Regions from separate parts of the Homo sapiens genome. Here region 1 is linked to region 2. A link is an interaction called in ENCODE POLR2A ChIA-PET data of the cell type or tissue named here. Cell type or tissue: OCI-LY7. All regions are shown on one strand. Links, peaks and the distances in the headings refer to the core of each region. The heading gives the core; the rest is flanking DNA.

Evidence for each region. ChIA-PET counts read pairs that join two places held together with the same protein. Peaks named below come from ENCODE experiments on the same cell type or tissue, not always from the same donor. Only the 100,000 strongest peaks of a DNase experiment are listed, where the experiment ranks them.
Region 1: POLR2A ChIA-PET joins it to region 2 with 11 read pairs; 2 of 35 experiments call an interaction of 5 or more read pairs at or near these places.

The regions. Positions count from the first base shown.
Region 1 is chr16:77,586,119-77,598,545 of GRCh38, reverse strand. LINC02131 (long intergenic non-protein coding RNA 2131) reads right to left here and starts at 7,661. Exons shown (of 3, transcript NR_184319.1): 1 at 7,626-7,661. In OCI-LY7, for the core only: no CTCF peak of the experiment used is centred there; no DNase peak of the experiment used is centred there.
Region 2 is chr16:78,043,502-78,055,928 of GRCh38, reverse strand. It overlaps LOC107984897 (a long non-coding RNA gene), which reads right to left and starts at 4,636. Exons shown (of 4, transcript XR_001752267.2): 1 at 4,476-4,636; 2 at 3,780-3,971. It also overlaps the pseudogene KRT8P22 and the pseudogene LOC100131126. RefSeq lists an enhancer at 2,646-2,815. In OCI-LY7, for the core only: no CTCF peak of the experiment used is centred there; no DNase peak of the experiment used is centred there.

The DNA.
Region 1 (12,427 bases), core at 2,927-10,926, 460 kb after region 2:
TGGGCAACAGAATGAGATTCATCTCAAAAAAAAAAAAGTATAAAGTGGTATATAGAAAATAAATTATCTCCTGCGACCTGCAGAAAGTGATTGATAGGTGTATTCCTGGAATAGGGATGGAGGATCGAGCAGCTGTCTGTCTGTGTTGGGCTGGGAGCACCTCTAGGACTCCCTCATCCCCCGTGTACTCTGTACACAGGCCACCATCCTTCCTCCCTGAACCTCTCTTCTCTCTCAGGTTTCTGGGCACTGTAAGAAGCATTGTTGCTAATTAAAGACTAACAGACCAGAAATCAGGGGATGAAACTCATGATTCTGTCACTGATAATCTCTTCACTTTTCCTCACGGTGTTCCAGTTTCCTCATCTTTAAAATAAAAAGAATCAAAAGTCAACGATTTTCAAGCTCTGTTTTATGGAGTCTTTGTCAACCAGCACTCCCTTAGTAGCGGTGAATGCTTGGGGTGGGGGTCAGGTTGGAGATGGGAGGGCTGAGATGACAGTTTGATTTTCATCTGCTTTCGAGACAGGGTCTTGCTCTGTCAGCCTGATCATGGCTCACTGCAGCTTCAACCTCCCAGGGCTAAATCAGTCCTTCTACCTCAGCCTCCCGAGTAGCTAGGACAACAGGCATGTGCTACCATACCCAGCTAATTTTTGTATTTTTTTGTAGAGATGGGGTTTTGCCATGTCACCCAGGCTGGTCTTGAACTCCTGGACTCAAATGATCCTCCTGTGTCAGCCTCCCAGAGTGCTGCGATTACAGGTGTGAGCCACCATGCCCTACTGAAACATCAGTTCTTCAAGTCTCCAACCCATCTCGTACTGGAGCAGTTCTGCTATTCTCAGGTTTCTCACAGATTTTTCACTTGACAAAAAGGTCCTGTGGCTAAAATATGTTTCAGAACTCTGAGTAGTCCTCAAAGGTAACTATCTCGGGATCCCATACTTTTCCAAGACATCAATTCCCATCCTGTCTTTCTGGTTGTTTCTTTCTCTTTAACACCAACTTCTTTGTCTCCTGTCTTTATGTGTGGACATTCCTTAAGTCTTGGTCCCAGGATTGCAATCTTCTTTGCATAACACCTCTCCCTTGGTGAGCTCATCTAATGTTATAGCTTCAGCTGTCCAACAGGGGACTCCCAGTGTCCAATCTCTTTCCTGAGCTTCAGCCAAATATTTTTAACCATCCTCTAAGTCCCTCCATCTAGTAATATATCAATAGATTCAATTCAGCATGTCTTAAACCAGACTCATATATCATCTGGTCTCTGCCATTCCTAAATTAATACTTTTCTTTAACTTCTCTTTTTCTCAGTGGTCATATCATAAGTTCTTCCAACAACTGAGTTTACAATTTTAGGGTGGTTTTTTATGATGCATTGCCTCTTTGACAATATCCATATAACCTCAAAAGTCTGTTAATCATGCTTCTTCAGTATCCCTCTGAAAGAATTTTTATTTCTGCTGATGTCATTGAGTTCATATTTTATTCTCCTGTATTCTCCTCTTATTCCAAATGTGCAAGATGGCTCCCTAAAGTGATCTTCCTGTCCCCACCGTTCTTTCCCCTGATCACATCATGCTCGGACCAATATCTGAAAGCAAGAATCTTTGTAAGTCATTACGTTGTTAAATGACATCTCTATTGGGTGTAGAATAAAGCCCTGAAGATTCAGACTGCAGCCAGTGTCTTTGCCTTCTTTTACCTTACCTCACCTGCCTCCAATAAATGTATTTCCTCTACACAGATTAGTCCTCTAATTATTTCGCAGACACACCAGGAGTCTTTATTTTCCATTCTTCTTTATGATGATTTTATGAGGCTTACTGCATTCCTCAAAGACAAATTTTCATCCACTCCCTTATGGCATTATCCTGACATCCCAGTCATGGAGATTTTACCTTTTCTTTCAAAGCATTTACTTTGACATAACTTATGTAAACTTATGTTTAGTATCTTTGTGCATGTCTTGCCTCCCAGCCACACTGTAACTTTATCAAAATCAGGAAATGAGTCTTTAATATTCTTGTACCACATCAGAAGGCTTGGGAAACAGGAAATGCTTGGGAATTGAGGAATTGAATCTGTAATATTCTTGTGCCACACCAGAATGCTTGGAAATGCATCAAATTTGTAGAGATAAAATGATTCATAATCTCTTTCATAAGAGCAATTACCATGAATTATCCTAAGTATACTTGTTTACTTTTCTTTCTCTGTGGTTTCACCCATATTGGCCAGAATATGCTTCATGAATTAAACAGGAAGTATTGAACATAAAGTTTTATAAACCAATCCAAAAATTTGATAGCAAGGAACTATTGCAACTTGGGGTAAAATCTTTATAGGCTTCCTTTTTATCTATTTCTTAACAGCACACGTTTTGTGTATTGAAAATCCTGTCTCAGTTACATCCATATAATTATATTCATTAATGGATTAATGCAATGTTGATTGACTGTTTCTTTCAGATTCGTCTTAAATGGTAAGCAAAACTCTTAAGAGACTGGGATTCCTAATGGCATAACTAGCTTCTCAAAGTTTCAGTATATATCATTGGATCTCAAAAGTACTCTTTGATTGACATTATGAAAATATTTACAATAAAAAAATGAAAAATAACTATAATAAGAAAAAGTAGGGGAGTAACTAAGTAATGTCTGGCATATCCACATCACATAACACGGTATTTTTAAATCTTAGCTAAAATTTGTTAAATCATACTGAGTTTTTAATGACACAGATGCATGCCAGCTTTTTGCTGTTGTGCAACTTTTCCATCATTACAGATTGTTGCACTTGACAATGCTGATCTTGGAAATTATTTGAAAGAAATCTGAAAACAATTCCTTTTTCTCAAAAGTATGCCACTGTGTCTTCCCCATTTATATGTGACATCAGTAAGCAAAATGGCAAATTGCATTACACCCTTGTTCAGCACTCTCAAGCTTGGATTATATAGTGACACTGCTACTTCTTTCATTGCTCTGCTATTTCTGTAACAGTTATCACTGACAAAGAATGTTATTTACTTCAGAAGTTACTTCCTATCTTTGATAAATATCAATTGTTTTTCTCAAGGATATCAGTTATGGAGATAACCATAGCCAATAAAAACCACTGCTCTGTATGAAATGCTCACTGTATGCTAGAAAATACGTGGCTGGTATCAAGTGCACATGCGGTGTCACAAAAATAACAGTTTCAACTTTTGCATAGAATGAGTAATGGCAATTCTCCTCCCAACACACTGTACTCTACCTAGACTCTTTAGTGGTGTGCAATTCATCAGGACTTTTGAGGCACATGGCAGAAGGCAGCATTTCATTTTGATTGCTGGATGTAGTTTCCAATGAAAATTAAAGATTAATGATGTGAGTATGTAAAAGTCAATAAGAAGAAAAGGCCAGGACTCTAAAACATTTGTAAACAGTGTAAAGCTTTGTACCAATCAAATGGCTGCAGACAGGGAAAGCTAATACCGACGCAATAAAAACCGAGCGCTAACCTTTCATTGTGTCTGGTGCTGAGCTTCTAGCATTTGATGAATGGCTACCTTGTGCCAGTGGGTCATTTGGGAGTGTCTGGGTCTTTCATGTGGTTGAGACAGCTGTGGGCAATCTGTGGATATGGATCACCCTGCTGAGAGACGCAGCTACGTGTGAAGGCAACACTGCACTTAGGAGGAGTCAAAAAATAGATTAATATCAAGTACCAATTTACAACGTGGATGAAATCTTTGTGGGATTTTCAACTCAACAGAAATTGTCTCATTGGCTTTTGATGTCTCCTTGAAATGAGATCATTTTGTCTCCAAGCTGGTATTTACATGTGGGTAATTAGGTTTCCTATTCATCACTTCCATCATCCTCATAAGTTGTATGAGATAGGTGTTGCTTTTGCTGCCTCATCTTCTTACAAAGGCTCAAAGAAGCTCAGTAACTTGTCTAAAGTGGCAGAGCTAATAAATTGCTGAGCTGGGACCTGAACCCAGGTCTGTCTGATTCCATAGCTTGAGCTGTCATGCAATGGAAGGTGAACTGTAGCATTTGGTGAATGTAAAACTTCCTGTTTGCTTATATTAAAGGCTATTGCTATTTTTTTTTTAATTAGGGGAGACTGGGTGGGGGGAAGGGTAGAGTGTGTCTCAATTCCGAAATTCAAAAAGGGCCACATAGGAATCTCTATTCCTCTTGCCCTTTTGGCATAATATCCCCAGTTGTAGCAGGAACCAGTAGAATGGGTTTCCCTTCATTGTTTTTGAGAAGGAAATGCCTGTTGAACTTTGACAACAATGTTAACGATTGCCAGAGACCCTCAATTTATTATTCATCTCTCAGGAATCCTATGGAAATTTCCTTTGAATACTCTTTCCTCATCAATATTAATAATCGCATGATGTCGTGCATGCTTTGTGTTCGTCAAAATGCCATTGTGCATGTGACCTCATTCCATCTTTAATATTTTATTGGAAGCTTTCTACATGTTAAGCACTGTGTTAGATGCAGGAGATATCAAAAGATGTATAGCACAACTTCTTCCTCAAGAGTTGAGTCTGAACTCTAACCTGATGTCATGAAGTAGACCAGATACCTTCCCCATTTTATACACTATTATTTTCCACAGCATAACCTTCTGTCCTCACCTTCTACAAGTTCCTTGTCATATTTTTTACTCTATCAGTGTTATTTTTTTCAGGTTGGTTTGTTTGTTTATTTGTTTTTAAACAGATAGTCTTGCTCTGTTGCCCAGGCTATTGTGCAGGGGTGCAATCATAGCCTACTGCGGCCTCCAACTCCTGGGCTCAAGCAATCCTCCTGAGTAGCTGGGACTACAGGTGCATGCCATCACGCTCAGGTAATTTTAAAACTATCTTTTGTAGAAATGCTGTATTGTCCCAGCTGGTCTGAAACTCCTGGCCTCAAGTGATCTTCCAATATTCTTATATTTACTCCTCCTTAAATATTAATGAGCAACTAAACATTCTCACATTCATCTCCAAGGTTTTTCTCATGCTTCATCTCTTCTTGACCTACTTTTCTGTATGTCCATATTGGACCCATCCATAAACCAAGGTAGAGTCTCCTCTCCTCCTTGACAGCTATTCAGGAATCAGGCAACCTCTCCCCTCTTTCAATTTTCACTTCAGTTATTGTCACCATCTTACATTTGATACTTGGAATATAGTGTACTTTGATATAAACACATTTTTCTTCTGTATGTAATTGGTCTCATGGCCTATCTATAAATACAGAAAGATCATCGATAGGTATTCTAAATAAATAAAAGTACTGTGCAATATGCATGATATTTGCTAAAAAGAATACTAGGAATAATGTGGAGCTTGTAAATTGGAGATCGCTGCCAGATTTAATACCAAAATATGTATTGTTGAGCTAGTAAAATACTGGCATACATAGTTTTTCAAAAGTTTTAATTGATTGTCAGTATCTAAGTACTGGAAGATCTGACATAGCATTCTAAATTTCTGGCTTCATTTGAAAACTCAGAGGCAATGTTTGGCCTACTTTTTGCATGGTAACTGTAAGCTGAGGCCAAGAAGCAACTGCCATTGCCTCCTCAATGTTTGGGTGGATGAGAGTCAGTTTCCCATTTATCACCATTCTCATTCTAATTATTTCTCACAACAGTGTTAAAAGGAAAGTGAAGGCTGGGCATGGTGGCTCACACCTGTAGTCCCAGCACTTTGGGAGGCTGAGGTGAGCAGGTCACTTGAGGCCAGGAGTTCAAGACCAGCCTGGCCAACATGGTGAAACCCTATCTCTACTAAAAATAAAAACTAGCCAGGCATGGGGGTGCATGCCTGTAATCCCAGCTACTCAGGAGGCTGAGGCAGAAGTTTCACTTGAACCCAGGAGACGGAGGTTGCAGTGAGCTGAAATCGCACCACTGCACTCCAGCTTGGGTGACAGAGTGAGACCTGTCTCCAAAAAAAAAAAAAAAAAAAAAAAAAGGAAAGAAAAGATAAGAAAGTGATGTATTTCCTGTTACCTATGGCTTTGTCTCAGGGAACAAAAAGTTAGCATGAAAGGGCTGGTTTTCAAGAAAAATGAGAGGAAGCATTATTATTGTTTGGGGACTGAAGTGGAAAATAGAACTGTGAGTTAATAGTTTGTTTAATAAGAAAACAAAACAAAACATAAGTGGCTATGATGGGATAAACCTGGCCCATTGTAATTTTTGTCATCCTAGCCCTTGCAGACATTTGTGTTTGCTTTTGACCCTTGGATCAGGGAAAGGTCAAGGACCTAAAGGTGGGCTGGGCCGAAGTCCTGGCTCTGGCCTTCACTAGTGTTTGACCTGGGTGGGTTAGGGCTAACCACACTTTTCCTCTCTCTAAAATGGGAATAATGATATCTGCTACATGGTGATAAATTGAGCTTAAAATGAGATGCATAACAGGGGACTTTTGTCTGTTTTTGGTAACCCTAGTGCCTGCAACAGTGCCACAGTGCCGTGTGCATGCTTGGGGCTTAATAGACATATATTGAATAGACAATAACATCTGTAAAGCACAATGAACTTTGCTCATAGGAGGCCATTAGCGAATTTGAGCATGTTGTTAAGGAGCTAATCATACTTGTTAAGTGTAGAGACTATTTGGTCTTTTTTTTTCCCAGCACCTAGGCCGCCGTAGAGCCGGTCATTAATATTTATTTGCAGAATGAATAATGTCTGATTGTCCGTCATTTGGTAATCTTTCTTAAAGAGAGTGGCACTGGGGACATCTGGCTGCTATTTTGGTGTGGGTTTTTTTACCTCCTTGAGATACAAGGATTGTCTTGTTGTTCCATGTGGCGTAGGCCTAATATTTTTCTTTCTTTTTACGGTTTGGTATATGGCTAGCGGAGGGTGGTATCTTCTTAAGAAAGTTTATTTCACTTTCTGAAGGTGTTTTTCATTTTCCCAGCTGCCCTTCACTTCCCCCTACATGCCGTTTGCACAACTTCCCAGCTGGCAGATGTGAAGTGGATAACCTTGTAGCAGTCACCAGCATCTTTAACAATGAAGGGTCACAGGGAGCAGGTTAACACTCAGCGTTGTGGGGTTTATTATTACATCCAAGCTCCAGTATGGTTTTACCAGAGAGCCAGTCTTTTTTTTTTTTTTTTTTTTTTGAGACGGAGTGTCTCTCTTGTTGCCCAGGCTGGAGTGCAGTGGTGCAATCTCAGCTCACTGCAACTTCCACCTCCTGGGTTCAAGCAATTTTCCTGCCTCAGCCTTGTGAGTAGCTGGGGTTATAGGTGCCTGCCACCATACCTGGCTAATTTTTGTACTTTTAGTAGAGACACGGTTTCTCCATGTTGGCCAGGCTGGTCTTGAACTTCACAGGTGATCAGCCTGCCTCGGCCTCCCAAAATGCTGGGATTACAGGTGTGAGCCCCTGTGCCCGGCCACCAGAGAGCCAGTCTTGGGCGGTGCAGCCAGGCCGGCCATTATTTTGCAATCTTGGCTATTCTCTGGTGTCTTTTCCTACTCGACATTAAGGAGTGGTTTTTCAAATAAAGGTTTCATTGACAAGTTTGTAAAAAGGAAAACAAAAATGAGTTAAAAGTCTGCCTCAGCGTCGCATGCTTAGGACAAAGCCCATATTGACTTACGTAACTTTTAGAGGCTTTGTAGTTAGCTTTCCAGCTCTCTCACGTTCATTTCGTGCTTTGACTTTGATCTTCAGAGCTTGGGGCTCAGTGGAGGTTAGCGAAATGGGGCATATTGGGTGCCATGCATTGTGTTGGAAACTTTCACAAATGCTGACTTGTTTATTCATAGAAGTTGCCAGCATCATAATGGCCCATGACAACTTATGCAAAACAACTTTGGGTTCTCCTCTGCACCACGGTTGCAATTCAGTTTCATTGTCTCCCCGGGAAATACACTCCAGACTCTTGGGGATTGTATGATAGGCTCATTGGAATAATTGATTTCTTAAAGATGAGTAGTTATTCTATTGTTTTTATATATCATCCTCAAAGTATGTGGTAATTGTGGTGGCGTTTGTACAGTTTGTATGGTCAGGAATGTTTGTGAGGCATTAATTGAATATTTCTTATGAATATTGACTGTGCAAGGTCTCCTGAAGGCAAAGAAAAACAGTAATGTGAACGCATAGTAGGTAGTCAATGAATGTTTATTAGCTAAGACATTCTTTTTTTAATTGATTGATACATACTTTTAAATAATGTGTTTTCTTTACTGTAACACTAATGTATGTTGCTTGTGAATCACCTGGCATATATAAAATATGTGTTTATTAAATAAACAACGATTCATTGGATACTTACTGTGTTCCAGGCTGTGTTCTGGGCATCAGGGATACAACCATGAACAACAGACAGAGTCTGTTGTGGAGTTGTGGGGTTGACATTCTTATGGCGGTGAAACACAGAATAATTCTGAGTTGTACATCTATGCCTTTTTTTTCTCCTGTTCTTTGCTTAAGTGCCATAAAACAAAACAAAACTAAGAGTTGAGGTAGAGACAACAAGGTAGCCGCATACCCTTCAAGTAACTACTGTGAATATCTTTGCACATTTTCATTTGGTGATTTGCCTATGAATTGTGTGCAAGTGAATATATGCGAACATCTGGGTTCCATTTGGTTTCATTTTATTTCAATTAATGACCCATGTTAGGTTGTCGAACAAGGTGGACGTGTGAACGCCAGCTTGTGTTTTCATGCTTTTCTAGATGAGAGGAGGCAAGGTTTCCAGCGAGGTACCTTTTCCCCTCTTGATTTACCCTCTTCCTCAAGCCCCCTATCCCAGAAAGAAACCTGGCCTGGGCCCAGTGCACCTGGGACAGGCAACCTGGGGCACGCTAAGCCCTGACTCCACAAACATGCTCTCCCCACTCCGTCTTGATCTCCGGATTGTGGTCCTGCCATGGCTGTTTTCAGCTGAAATAGCATGAAAAATGAGTTTTTGTGGTGTTTTTAATATAAATAGTAGAGATGCCACAGGAATTCAAATTCTCAAGGGATGTGCTTTCTTACAGGACTTAATACGTTCTGGGAAGACCATTGAGTTCTGCCTCCCCACCGGCTCTGCCCCATCAAAGAAGGAAGGGCTGGCAGTGTCCAAGGGCAGGGAATGTCTGCTAGGTTGACGGCTCCAGCTGGTGCTGCCAGCCCAAAGCTCGCTGGGCCACGCAAGCCGAGAGAGTGAGCTCTAGGGTAGCAGTCTGCAGACTTTTTCTGTAAAGGGCCAGATTGTAAATACTTCAGGTTTTGCAAACCTTGTGGTCTCTGTTGTAACTACTCAACTCTGCTGTTGTAGCATGGAAGGAGCAATAGACAATGTGCAAATGAGTATGTCTGTGCTCCAGTAAAACTGTATTTACATAAAGAGGTGACACGTCAGATTTGACCCACATGCCATAGTGTGCAGACTCCTGCCCCAGAAACTGAATCAAAGGGCCCCTGGGATCCTACCTGGGCTCTACCACTTACCTTCTGGAGTTGTAGGTGGGTAGTTTCAGCTTCTTCCTCTGTTAAATGCGTTTCTTAAGAGCACATACCTGCTGGTTCTCATGAGTCTTAGTGAGATAATATAAGAAGGCCTCCAGATACAATCTCCTCTGTGTTGAGTACCTGGACAAGGGTTAGAGTACCTGTCCCATCTGTCTTCCCAGACAGCTTTGACCTCTGGAAAAATTTCTCCCTCCAGTCTGAAAAGGTATTTACCCCCCAAAATTTTGACTAATTCTCCTCTTCCAGGATGTAGCTCTTCTCATGCCCGTGTGTAAATCTTGTTAAGCCTAAAGGCCAATCCATCCCATAAATTTTTCCTGGTTGCAGGTCATATTTCACTCACTTCTGCACCCTTCCCCAACACTTTAACTGCACTTTTGGAATGGTACTCATCCCTTGTTTAATACCACTTCGTTTATTCATTCATCCATCCATCCATCAAACACACAGGTCATTGACTATGCATTCTCCATCCTGCTATCAGTGTGTGTCTTAACTAGCACTTTTATGAGACCACAGGCCTTTTGAGGTCAGGGATCCTGTTTTATTTCTCCTGGTACATCAGAGCCTAGCACTGGGATGAGCATAATCTATATGCTCGGTAAAGCTTTTTGTGATGAATGGGAGGGGGATGAATACTCTATCTCAACCTCCCTGTCCTCAGTGTTCTTGGCATAGAGACTTGCATACAGTAGGCATCAAAAACACACATGTTGATTGAGTGTTGCCTTCATACCATTTTACTCAGCCTGTAATGCTGTTTCTTTACTTGAGGGACTTGGTTGCCAAATATCTTGACCTTTTGCCTTTTCCCTGGTGAAAGGGCAGGACTTGTGAATGAGAGGGGGCTCTAAGCCCTGGAACGGCAAGAGTCTGAAAGCACGCGGGTTAGAGGGAGAGAGGTGAGCGTAGGGCATGGGTGGTGGGGAGGGGGTTGTGAGTTCCAGCTCGTCCTTAACACCCATCTGGGTGGCCTCTGAAACCAGACAGGGTAATTATCCCTCCGGCCCCTGTGCTCTAAATTATTTACATTTCCCAGGCAAGACACTGAAAGGGGAAGCATAGAAGGACCCTGCCTCCTCCTATTATCAGACTTGACTGTTCCATTTCCTCCCCGGCTGATCTAAGATGGTTTGTGGAATTCAGAAAGGGGCACCAGGTTCAGAGTCAGGAAGCCCAGGGTTTGAATCCCAGCCCGTGATTTTGAAAGGTTGCTTTATCCAGAGGGGTATCCATTTCCCCTTCTGTAGTATGGAGGTAATAAAAGTCCCCATCTCACAGGGGCTGATGTAAATGAAAACAAAGCCAAAAAAGCAACCAAATGCACATGTAAAATGCAACAACGTATGTATAGAGAATCAATGAACACCTGCCATTTTCCTTTCCTCTGCCTTGTTTTACAAATATTTGAATGCTTCCTTATCTTGCCTCTTGAGGAAATACTTTTGGAGACATTGGCTTTCTAGCAGAAGAACTAAAGATTGGATGAATCTCTCATTCTGGGTTTCATAACCTTGGTCACTGCTGATAATTGACATCGGATAATTCTTTGTTGGGCAGTGGGGAGGGCTCACCCAGTGCAGCGTAAGATGTTTAGCAGTGTTCTTCGCTGTGATCTGTAGATCACCATCAGTAGCACTCACCTCTTACTTGTGATAGCCAAAAATGTCTGCACATATTGCCAGATCCCCTGGGGTGGCGGGCCGGGGGGCACAGTTGTCTTCCACAGAGGATTACTATGGACAAATGACTAAAGAGCTCCTTGCAGGGTGTGGGAGGCAGATGAGCTGGTGATGGGAGTGGCTCCCAGAAGTGATTTCTTTCCTCCTTTGCAAGGGAAGTGCATCCCTTAGGATCCAAGTGCTGAAGGAGAACAGGCTGTACTGTGGTCCCAACGCCTGGAGAAGGCAGAGAAACAAGACTATCAGACTCGAGGTTTGTCATGGTTAACAGGCGCTTTGTGTCAGGGCCACCTGAGGGCACTTGCCAAATTAGGTAACCAGGACCCCAGACATGACAGCTGTGCAGACCCAGGGTCACTGGCCCCTATAGAGGTGTCTCCCTACATGGGAGGAAGACACCATTCCTAAAACTCAGACATCCAGGTCGGATGCTGGTTCAATCTCCTGGTTCAAGCAGTCCAGCCCCAGTAGCTGAAACTACAGGCACATGCCACTATGCCTGTCTAATTTTTTGTATGTTTTGTAGAAACGAGGTTTCACCATGTTCCTCAGGTTGGTCTCGAACTCCTGGACTCAAGCAATCTGCCAGCCTCAGCCTCCCAAAGTGTAGGGATTACAGGCATGAGCCCCACTGTTCCTGGCCAAAATGTTCACTTTTAAGCAGCCTCACAAGAGATTGTGATACCCACAGAAGCTTTAGGATCTCTGCCCTCATTGGGAAGGCTATAAGCTTTAGATCTGGAACTGAATTTCATGCCCCCTCAAACCCAAACACTTACTAGATGTGTGATCTTTAAAAAGTTTTACTGAGCTGCCTTCCTAAAACAGGTTCAACAATGTTTGCCACCCTGGATCATTACAGAGATAAAATACCATTTTCTGAGTAGCCATTAAGTGTCAAGTATGTGGAAAGTACTTTTCATAGGTGATTTCAATGTGCATTCTTATAAAATTCCAAAGGAAGAGAATAATTTTACTTTTCATCACAGGGCTCTGCTGTGTGAATATTAAGCCCATTCTATAGATTAAGAAACTGACGCTTGTTAAGTCCCTTGCTCAAGGGTGATACAGGCCTATAGCTCCCTCTTCCATGGCTCACCCCAGGTTTTTTCGCTCTGCATTGAGCCTTTTCACCTCTGATCTCTCCTCACCAGTAAATTGCCACACTTGATTTCTACCCCCAACCTGGGCACTTACTCAGTATTAATGTGTAGGATTCTTTCCTAGAGTAATGCCAAGGAAAATCCAATCA
Region 2 (12,427 bases), core at 1,876-9,875:
GCCTCTCTGCGCCAGTGTGAATGCCATCTATGACAATGCAGTTGCAAGGTCTACGTCACCACAAGATCTTCCAGTGGGGTCTTCCAGACCGACTCTCAACAGTGAGCTTGTCCTCAGCACTGCTGCCTGCCAGCCTGGGAGTTTGGATTCTTAGGGAATTGAATTCTTCTGGATGCAACCTTTTTGTAGCATTAGACCTTACCCACCATCACCAAATGACTGCTGATTGGCATTTGAGACCTTCTCCTTGTAGGAATTATTTCTTAGGGTTACCTGTTTTGGAATGAGGAGAAATGGTCATCGGGGTGTCGGGACGACAGTTACCTGCATGCCTAATGGAATAAGCTTGGGCATGGGGAGAGAAAAAACAGCCTTTTCTAGCTATACAAAGTTGTGTAAAGGCATGGGCCATTTCTACTAAAAGGTCAGCTGTCACTACGCGTGTACTTTTTTTTTGAGAAAGGTTCTCTGTCACCAAGGCTGGAGTGCAGTGGCAAAATCAAAGCTTACTGCATCCTTGACCTTCTGGGCTCAAGTGATCCTCCTACCTCAGCCTCCCTGGTAACTGGGACCACAGGCATGTGCCACCACACCCAGCTAATTTTTAAATTTTTTGTAGAGACAGGGTCTCCCTATGTTGCCCACGCTGGTCTCAAACTCCTGACCTCTGGTGATCTGCCTGCCTCGGCCTCCCAAAATACTGGGATCACAGGCATGAGCTACCGTGCCCAGCCTAGGAGGAAGTGTTATCGGGGGACCTGGGGAAAACTCAGCAAAACTAGCCTAAATAGTGGTGGGGATGGGGAGGGATGTACCTATTTTCTTTCAGGACCTCAGAAATTTAAGCATTTTAGTGGCCATACAAAATGTCTGGCTATGAAAGGGACTTCATGACCATCCAATCCAATATAATAATTGCAGTCAGAGAAACTGAGGCCTTCCATGACTTGCCTGTGGTCTCCCAGCTAGTCTGAGGCAAAACTGGATTTCCACTCTGTTATTTGTTCTTCCTTTACATTACGTTGCCTCCTTTATAATGTCCTGAGAGAATAAAACTCTCACCAGAACTATGTCTCAGCCAAAGTATAGAATCATTCATGGCAGACAGATTAATGACTCAGATAGAAATCTCATGCCATCAGGTCTTGGGCAGCTCCCATAGAGTCCTGCTGCAACTTTTGTGCCTTCCGTAAAGTGGCAACACTCTAGGCTCCTTGCCTCAATTTTAGAGCATTAACTCCCTAATTGCTAGTGAGCAAAGGGGCAGATCTCTGCAAAGCTACATTGTCTATAACAGCTCTATTTGTACATGGTGTGACTAAGTACCTCAAAAGTAACCTGCTTTTGCAGGTTTTTAAGGATCAGCTGCATAATACACTGAGGTTTAGAATTGATTCCAGATCACAACTGAGGGGAATGAATGGAAACAGAGGAAATGAAGGGAAAAAAGCAGCATTGTGGAGCTGAATAGTGGTGCATCCACCAGGACTAGTACTGATAAGGACGACACTGTCCATTCTCTTGTCTGCTAGATTAAGCATTTTTCTTGCCTCCTTTGCTTCATCTTTTCACAACTGGATGGAGGGATCAGAAACAACTATGTCATGGTCCTCATTCCTGAAAACTCCCCATTGCAAGCTCCTTGCCTCTGCCTGGAGGGAGAAAGAACCTGTTATAGCTCAGAGATGAAGAGGGCAGGGTCTAGCCTTTTAGCCCTAGTGGCCCATTTGGATAGGACTGCCACTCATGACTCTCCTGATACTGGAAGAAAGGACTTTGTTAATCTTCTCCCTCAAGGATAGCTCTGCTGCATAGGCCCACACCCTGCTCAGAATCACTACACTTTAGTCTTCCTCCAAGCTCCAGAGCCGTTGGTACAAATGCTTTACTGAAACTAAATATGTAAGATTAAGACATACGGAAGATAGCATAGTCGTCACATCCTGTTCCTTGGTTAGCTGAGGCAGCTCAGTGGCTGAGCCTAGTCAAGCCAACCCACAGGTTCATTCACGACTTCAAGATTAGATGCCGATTCTTTTGGATTTCTACAATTATTAAATACACGTCTGAGTGGGGGGAAAAACATCCGGATCCATCGTAAGACCATGCATCTAGCTATTGGATGACACCTTGGTAATTCATCTTCTCTGCTCATCTGAGAGGGGGGCATTATGCTGAGATCTTTTTCCTTGTCTTAAAATAGTTGTTTTGACCCATCTGCAAATATTTATATAATGTATTATACTAGGCTATGTGTGAGATCTGTGGGGCATACAAAAAATAAAAGTAATCTGTAACCTCAATGGGCCTACAGTCCTTCTGAGGCGTAAATAGAAAGCAGGCCAGGTGTGGTGGTTCACGGCTGTAATCCCACCACTTTGGGAGGCCAAGACGGGCAGATCACCTGAGGTCAGGAGTTAGAGACCAGCTGGTCAACAGGGTGAACCTCCCATCTCTACTAAAAATAAAAAAAATTAGCTGAATGTGATGGTGGGCACCTGTAATGCCAGCTACTCGGGAGGCTGAGGCAGGAGAATCGATTAAACCAGGGAGGCAGAAGTTGCAGTGAGCCAAGATCACGCCACTGCACTCCAACCTGGGTGACATAGTGAGACTCCATCTCAAGAGAAAGCAAACACTTTGGGTGTTTTCTTTGTGGCAGGCTCTTATAACCATACATTCCCCTATCTGCCAATCAGCAATCTGAGGTTACGATTGTCCGTCTCCACCGACAATTTTGAAATCACAACACTAAAGCTTATCTTTGATCTCATAGAAATTAAGTGGTGAAGACAGGGAGGGGGGAACAAGACACACTAGGGCCTGTTGGGTGTTGGGGCAAGGAGAGCATCAGGTTAAATAGCTGCATGTGGGGCATAATACCTAGGTGACTGGTTGACAGGTGCAGCAAACCACCAAGGCACACATTTACCTATGTAACAAACCTGCACGTTCTACACATCTATCCCAGAACTTAAAATATATAATGTGGTAAAGCGTACTTAATAAGTGCCATGGATGTTCTTGTTCTTGTTCATACATTGAGGTTGTTCATTCCTCTTAAGGAATTCTCAGTAAACCCTGAAAGTCCTTTTAACTTTAAACGTGAGAGAGGAGGACTCTTTCCATCCCAGGGGCAGAAATAACAGGAGGATGAGAAAGAGGGAACTGAGCAAGGACCTTCTGCTTTTCCCCTCCTGCTGGCTATTCCACTTGTTTTAGAAGAAAAGGTTAATTCTGAGTAGCATGGTAGAATCGTTTTCGAGAAGAATACTAATACTCTAGATATTTCCTTTTTTTTTTTTGGAAGGAAACTGAAGCTGAAAGAAAGGGACTGTGGGTGCCATCCATACAATTTGTGACTAATGTGTACCTTGCCAGTCTGCTCTCATGTTGACATGTGCCCAAAGCAGTTCTGTCATGCTGCCTCTTTTTCTAGAATGTCAAGCCTTGATCACGCTGATGATTTACTGTGTTAATAACACATGCTGTGTTTGTGGGAATAAAATTTCTACCTTCTGCGTATGTGTCCACCTGTTGGGTTATACTGAGAACGCTCCAAAAGAAAGGGCCTGGATGGGGACAGCTCAGAAAAGGTCACCCCAAAACTCAGTGCCATGAAGGAGACCAGTGCTAACTGAACATCTGCTTGGGTAAAACACTGCATTTGACACATCTACATCTCTCATTCCATTTAATTTTCAACAATAATCCTCTGAGCTTAGTACAAGTATACACAATTTTCAGGGAGGATACTAAGTTTCTGAGAAGACACTCACCTAATCTCACCTGGCCGCTAGTTATTGATGGAGCCCATATGTGAACTCAGCCAATTCTTACTCTTTTCCTCTATGGCAGGCTCCCTGCCAGTGTTTGTCATGGCAGGTCAGCACACGGGATACTGGATCTGAGAATCTGATCTCCAGGGATCTTCCCCTTATTCTGTTCCCCTTGGAGGATTCAGCAGATACCTGGAGTGGAGGATAAACGGAGGGGGAGTCATTGTCTTCACATTTGGGAATATGTGCTCATATGAAATGATGCAAAGGAGGACAAAAATAGTTGGCCAGGGGGGGTGGCTCATGCCTGTAATCCTAGTACTTTGGGAGGCTGAGGCAGGTTGATCACCTGAGGTCAGGAGTTGGAGACCAGCCTGACCAACAAGGTGAAACCCCGTCTCTACTAAAAATAAAAAAAATAGCTGGGCGTGGTGGCAGACGCCTGTAGTCCCAGCTACTTGGGAGGCTGAGGCAGGAGAATTGCTTGAACCCGGGATGCGGGCAGAGGTTGCAATGAGCCAAGATCATGCCACTGCACTCCAGCCTGGGAGATGGAGTGAGACTGTCTCCAAAAAAAAAAAAAATTGTTAGCATTCACTTCATTGCATACATGTATACAATGACTAAGGTATCTATGAGCTTTCTTATTCAATCCTCCCAATAACACAGAAAGGTAAGTACCGTGACAATTCTTACCTGTAGATAAGAAGCTGAGCACTGGAGAAATTAACTAGTCCCAGTCTTCTAGTTAACTACTAAGTAAAGGATCCTTGATTCATACCCAGCTCTGAGTTCTGAGCATTAATTACTTTGTTGCATTGCATCTGGTGTTGAGTGATTATTCTGTCCCCATCAACAACTGGTAGGCCACAGAAACCTTTTATTTATGGGCAGTTCAGGCAAGTAAATTTCATCACCTAATGAGACAGCTTTTTTATTTAGAGAGCTGTCAACCTGAGATAACCTCCCTCTCTGGTTTGGTGGTGGTTACTCATTTATTCAGAGCTGCTATTAATTTTAATTATTTGTTTGACCTTTGACCACCATAAAGTTCATCTGATTAAAAAAATTCTTTCTTAACACAAAAAATTGCTAATAAATACCAAAAGCTCTAGGTCAACAAAGACAGGCATGCTTGATTAAATATCCATGGAGCTTATAAAATATCTGCCTAGGCCGTTGGCATTTGTAAAGAGACATTTATGACTCCAACACAATCTTTGCTATCATTGGGCTATGGCTAACATATCAATCTTGACCATCAGCTTTGACTTTTCCTCTGGAAAAATAACATAAGCTTTCTACATTTTCTACATTTCTGGCACCATACAGAATTCATGCATTTTAAGATACGCACACTTTCTCAGCAAATGAGGCTTTTAAGAAGCTGAAATAATATAAATTCTGCATACTTTAAAATCCATAAAGCAACAGAAACTCTCCACAGGGGACAGGGAAAGGGAGGCTTCAAAGCAGGAGGAATGTACATTAAACATAAAAGAGAGTTTCCTCTCTCTGAGGGTGAAGGACAATGTTTGCCAAGAATGTTCTTCTTTGAAGATGACTGTGAATAGAGCCGGTTTCTTTGCAGTAGTTTTTGGATTCAGGGAAAGAGTCTTTTGAATTTTTAAATTTTCATTCCATGTATTCTTAAATCTCTTGACTGATCTCTTAGTCTTTTGTGATGGTGGATGAATTGTTAGGCAAAAGTAACTTGGTGGAAAATATCTGAAAAAACTGAAAGGAGAAAGAAAGTGTTAAGTTGTTCTGCTTTTGGTGAGAATTCCCCAACGTGTGAAGATTACTTTTTGTTCTACTGTCCTGATGTTGAGTATCCAGTCATAATCCACTCCTTGCATTGTAGTTTGGGATGCAAGCTGGTCTCTGGGTAACAGATCCATTTAACTGGCAAATGCAAAAGTTAAGATGAGTCCTCCACTTAATGCAACTTTTTTCTCTGTTGCCAACCCCCTTTCTTTGGATTTATGAAGGATGCATTCTAGCTCTTATATTTTTTAATAAGGTAGGCTGAAACTTAATGGAAATAGTGCATTACTGAAATGCTAAGCTCTCAAATCAGTAGGATGTGTCTGACAAGCACCAAAGTATTAAAATAAGTTGGCGCATTGACGTCCAGTTACATATATAAAACGTGGTTCTTGATTTAAAAATTATGGACCAAGAAGCAGCTTCTCTGCTCCTTCTGGAATCTCCACTTGGTTCAGCCTGCCTACCTCCACTCTGCCTCCACTATGTCCATCAAGGTGACCCAGAAGTCCTACAAGGTGTCCACCTCTGACCCCTGGGCCTTCAGCAGCCTCTCCTACACAAGTGGGCCCGGTGCCCCCATCAGCTTCTCTAGCTTCTCCCGAGTGGGCAGCAGCAGCTTCCGGGGTGGCCAGGGTGGAGGCTATGCTGGGGCCAGTGGAATGGGAGGCATCACCATCATCACAGTCAACCAGAGCCTACTGAGCCCCCTTAACCTGGAGGTGGACCCCAACATCCAGGCCGTGCACACCCAGGAGAAGGAGCAGGTCAAGACTCTCAACAAGTTTGCTTCCTTCATAGAGAAGGTACGGTTCCTGGAGCAGCAGAACAAGATGCTTGGAGACCAAGTGGAGCCTCCTGCAGCAGCAGCAGATGGCTTGGAGCAACATGGACAAACATGTTCGAGAGCTACATCAATAACCTTAGGTGGCAGCTGGAGACTCTGGGCCAGGAGAAGCTGAAGCTGGAGGCAGAGTTTGGCAACATGAAGGGGCTGGTGGAGAACTTCAAGAACAAGTATGAGGATGAGATCAATAAGCGTACAGAGGTGGGGAATGAATTTGTCCTCATCAAGAAGGATGTGGATGAAGCTTACATGAACAAGGTAGAGCTGGAGTCTTGCCTGGAAGTCCTGACTGACGAGATCAACTTCTTCAGTCAGCTATATGAAGAGGACATCCAGGAGCTGCAGTCCCAGATATCGGACACGTTTGTGGTGCTGTCCATGGACAACAGCCGCACCCTGGACATGGACAGCATCATCACTGAGGTCAGGGCGCAGTATGAGGAGATCGCCAACTGCAGCCAGGCTGAGGCTGTGAGACCATGTACCAGATCAAGTATGAGGAGCTGCAGGCGCTGGCTGGGAAGCACGGGGGTGACCTGTGGCGTTCGAAGACAGATCTCTGAGATGAACGGGAACATCAGCCGGCTCCAGGCTGAGATTGAGGGCCTCAAAGGCCAGAGGGCTTCCCTGGAGGCCACCCTCGCAGATGCCGAGCAGTGTGGGGAGCTGGCCGTTAAGGATGCCAACGCCAAGCTGTCCAAGCTGGGAGGCTGCCCCACAGCCGGCCAAGCGGGACATGGCACGGCAGCTGCGTATCAGGGGCTGATAAACTTCAAGCTGGCCCTGGACGTCGAGATAGCCACCTACAGGAAGCTGCTGGAGGGTGAGGAGAGCCGGCTGGAGTCTGGGATGCGTAACATGAGTATCCATTCGAAGACCACCAGTGGCTATGTAAGTGGTCTGAGCTCGGCCTAGGGGGGCCTCACAAGCTACTGCCTGAGCTCCAGCTTTGGTTCTGGCGCCGGCTCCAGCTCCACCAAGGCCGTGGTTGTGAAGAAGCTTGAGACCCGTGATGGGAAGCTGGTGTCCGAGTCCTGACATCTGCCAAAGTGAACAGCTGCGATAGCCCCTCCCAGCCTGCCCGTCCTGAGGCTGCGCCAGAGCCCAGAAGCGAGGCTGCTGTGCAGGAGAGCTGGGCGAACGGGAGACCCACCTGAGGCTCAGCCCTAGCCCTAAGCCCACCTGCAGGGGAGTTTACTATCTGGGGACCCCCCTTGCCCATGCCTCCAGCTACAAAACAATTCAATTGGGCTTTTTTTTTTCTTTTGGCTAAAATAAAACTTGAGCTAGCTCTGCCAAAAATAATAATAATAATAATAATAATAATAATAATAATAATAATAATAGTGTTTGCTCCTTGTAGAAAGTGTAGAAAAATAAGAAAAAAATTTCACCCACATTATGTCGCCCATAGGGTAACACTTATTAACCATTTAATGCAGTTTTTTTTCCTTTTTTTTTTTTTTTTTTTTTTGAGAGTCTCGCTCTATTGCCCAGGCTAGAGTACAATGGTGCAATCTTGGCTCACTGCAACCTCTGCCTCCCAGGTTCAAGCTATTCTCCTGCCTCACCCTCCCAACTAGCTGGGATTATAGGCACCCACCACCGCACCTGGCTAAGTTTTGTATTTTTAGTAGAGATAGGTTTCTGCATGTTGGCTAGGCTGGTCTTGGACTCCTGACCTCAGGTGATCCAATGCAGTTCCTTTCAATCACCTGTGTTTGTTAATGGCTGCATGTTTAAAAATCTGGAATAGGCTTAATGTGCTGGAAACTTAATATTTGTAGTATGAGGACAAAATAACTTATGCAGTTCATTTGACCGCAGTTTGTTTTTGATTACTGTGAAAGCTCTGAAAGTTACAGCTATAAGCAACCTTAACCTGTTTTGCAAGTTACTCTTGCTTGTTACTTGATTTCTGGGGGGATGTTTTGTCTTTGACTTTGAGAATCTGCTCTCTAGACTTACATAAATATGACAGCTTGTGTTACTAATGTTAATAGATTAGTTAGGTAATATGGTTAGTTTTAATAGGTAAAACACAACCCAAAGAGCACTGTCTGTGGTCTTAGGCAGATCTGGACTCCAGTCCTGGCCCTGCAGCTTCAAACCTGTGCAGCCTTAAGCAAATCACCAAGCTCAAATCTCTTTGATCCTTAATTTCCTCATCACTAAAATGAGAGTAAAAACCTACATCATATGGTTATTGTGAGATAAAAATAGGTGCATATTCAAAGAAAATCACCAGATAAACTTGAATTGTCGTCACACAGCGTGACTTAGAATTTTTCTAAAAAATCAACACGTATCATAATATGTAAGTTTTTGTAAGTGAAAAAGCCATACTGTTAAAAGGTTAAATGGTACCTGGCCTTCTATTTTTCCTTCAAATGATACCATGCTAAAAGACAAATAATAAATTAAGAGTGTTCACTTTTTGAAGGGTAACTATAGGGCTGATTTAGGTTGCTCATTCTGGCTAAATCTACACCTTGGAAAATTACTGTCATTTTAATTTTCTTCCCATTGTTCTTGGAGTACTCGGGAAATTTATCATCTCTTCTCAGAGCCACCTGATACTTCATTTTTGAGCAAGTGCTTCTAAAATGATGAAGGCGTTTTTTATCTCCAGTTTTTAGAAACCAGTTTGCAGCTGGTGGTAATTTTAATTTTCTAAGTACCTCTTATGAGCAAAAAACTTTGTAATGCCTTTCTGCCTACATTATCTCACGAAACGGTCACAAAAACTTTAATGAAACAGGAATATTCCACTTTCTACATGTTTTTGTTTTTTTATTTTTGAGACTGGGTCTTGCTCTGTCACCCAGGCTGGAGTGCAGTGGTGAGATCTCGGCTCACTGCAGCCTCCACCTCCTGACCTCAAGTGGTCCTTCTGCCTTGGTCTCCCTGAGTGCTGCTGTTATAGGTGGGAGCCACTGTTCCCCGGCCTCTAGATGTTCTTAAATATTGCCAGCAATTTACAGATGAGGAAACCAAGTCAACAGATGAGTTGTTTTGATTCCTGGCAAAAAGCTGGATCGGTATCTCTGGCTTTTTTTCCCCATTACAGAGAGGGAGGCAAGACGGTCATTCCATCGGTTGTCACTGAGTTCCTGTCATCGGCTGCACTGGGGAGCGCGAGGCTAAAAGGGGGCAGTGAGTTCCCTTGGGTTCCTCCTCACCTGGGTGCCCAGGAGCAGATGGAAGCCAGGCCGCTTCCCTTTCCTTTCCAGGAGGCCGAGCATGTGCTGCTGGAGGACACTTTACGCGGGCGAAAAAGTGGCCCCGCTCAATCAGCCCTTTATGTTGTCCAAGTCCACCCGCAGCGGCCCGGGGAAGCCAGCGCTGCAGCAGCTCCGCTCGCGGCCAACACTTCAGCACCTGGCCCTAGCGGACAGCGCCAAGCGTGGCTGCAGGCCTGGAGGCCCAGCGCCCACCCCAGGCACCGCCCTGCCAGGGCCGCCGAGGGTACTTGGTCGCCTGGAACGTCCCAAGCAGCAGCACTGCCCTCAGCAGCCGGGTGCCGCGACCGGAGCCAGCGCCTCGCCGCTGTCCGGCCCCTTCGTCTCCGCGCCCATTGCCCGGCCTGTCCTTCCCTGGCCTGCCTTGAGCTATCTCCCCAGGATCCCGCGCTGTAGCCGCTCCCCGGGGCAGCATTCCATCCCTCGGGCCCGGACACGCTGCCTATCTGGGCCATTGAAATGTCCAAACACATAAACAAGTTTGAGAAGGGGTTGCTGTAAAGGTACCCTTCCTCCAGGCTGAGGGCTCTAGCCGCCCTTGGAGTCTATCCTTGATGGCTCGTCTTGAGACCTTTTAAAACTCCATTGTTGTGCTCCCTACTTTATTTAAAAGTATGTTTCGGGAGGCTGAGGCACGAGAATCGCTTGAACCCAGGAGGCGGAGGTTGCAGTGAGCCAAGATCAGGCCACTGCACTCCAGCGACGGAGGAAGACTGTCTCAAAAAAAAAAAAAAAAAAAAAAAAGTTACCAATCATAAGCCACTACTTTTTTTTTTGTTTTTTTTTTTTTTTTTTTTTTTTGAGACGGAATCTTGCTCTATTCCCAGGCTGGAGTGCAGTGGCACGATCTCGGCTCACTGCAACCTCCACCTCCCAGGTTCAAGCCATTCTCCTGCCTAAGCCTCCCGAGTAGCTGGGATTACAGGCGTAGCCCACCATGCCCCGCTACTTTTAGTAGAGATGGGGTTTCACCATGTTGGCCAGGATGGTCTCGAACTCTTGCCCTTGTGATCCGCCCACCTCGGCCTCCCAAAGTGCTGGGATTACAGGCGTGAGCCGCCACGCCCAGCCTATTACTGGTAACATTTAATGCTGATATCCATTGTCATATATGTCTGTGTTTAGTGTATTCCCAGTTGAATTTGCACAAGGCTTTTCGAAAGCAATTTCGCACCATGAAACAAAGAGTCTGTGGTAAATATTCTTTGATACTATAATTTCACTTCTGGAAGTCTAACAGCGGAGAAAAATCTAAAGTTGAAAAGTCAACCACACACAAAAATCACACAGATGTTCCTTTAAAAACTAATTATAAAGACTTATTACAGCATGATATGCAAAACTAGAAAAATGAAAAACATTTTTACTTATTTAAATAATGATTTTGTTTTTTTTGACAGGGTCTTGTTCTGTAGCCCAGGCTGGAGTGTAGAGGTGGAATCATGGCTCATTTCAGCCTCAATTCCCTGGGCTCAGGTGATCCTCCTGCCTCAATCTCTTGTATAGCAAGGACTACAGGCATGGGCCACCACATCTGGTTTATTTGTTTATTTTTTGTAGACACAGGGTCTTGTTAATGTTGCCCAGGCTGGTCTTGAACTCTTGGCTTTAAGTGATTAAGTGATCCCCTCTCACCTTGGCCTCCAAAGTGTGGGATTGTAGGTATGAGCCACCACACCTGGTGTCTTTTGTTTTTTTTTTCTCTTGACCTCTGCTATTGAAAGCCAACTAAACATTTGTATTTAGAATGTTTAAATAAAACTTCAACCATAAATGGATTCAAAACATGGAAATCATGCATGTGCTGAATGGATTTGTATATTGGAATATTATGGAACCAGGGAAAGTACATTATAAAAATGATAAAAAGTGCTTATTTTATAAGTAAAATAAAGCAGGACATAAATTTTTAGTACAGTTGATGTAATCTCTGCAACTTTTATGGGCGATGGCAGAATTATTTAGACAGTACTGGATACATGTGCTCAATAAATAGTAATTGGATAAATGAAAAGACAGGTGAAGGGTAGTTCCTAACATGTTTTTTCTACTTATAATTTTCTGTAGCAAGATATGTTGGTTTTATAGGAAACAACACTTTTTTTAAAGATGTCATGTCTAGAAACTTTGTTCATAAATTGTATTTTCAAATCTTGACTTTATTTTATTTGAGACAGGGTCTCACTGTCACTCAGGCTAGTGCAGTGGCATGATCACAGCTCATTGCAGCCTTGACTTCCTGGGCTCCAGCGACTCTCCCACCTCAGCCTTTTGAATAGCTGAGACCACAGGCCTGTGCCACCATGCCTGGCAAACTTTTGTATTTTTTTGTAGAGACAGGGTCTGGTTATGTTGCCCAGGTTGGTGTTAAACTTCTCAGATCAAGCAATCCACCCGCCCCCAGCTCCCATAAGTGCTGGGATTACAGGGCTGAGCCACTGCCCCTGGCTTCAAATCTTATCTCACAGTTCTGTGAGTGATGGTTTAATTCCCACTGATAGATGAGGAAGTGCGGGCCCAACACCTTATTCTTATGTGAAATCAGATTGTAAGTGCCGAGTCTAGGTCTTCTGACTCCAAGTCCCTTGACATTTCCTGACATTGAACTCGGCTGGTATGTTCCAGGCTCTGGTTTGGGAGACAGGAATCAAAATTGCAGTCCCTGCCCTGTCCCTGGCTTGCTGGGTGATTTGGGGGTAAGCCACTTTCCTTTGTGTCCCTTCCTTTCTTGGGCTCTTGACCTGGTGGTTTATAAAATCAATCTTTCCCACTGTTTCTTTCAGTGGAGAGAG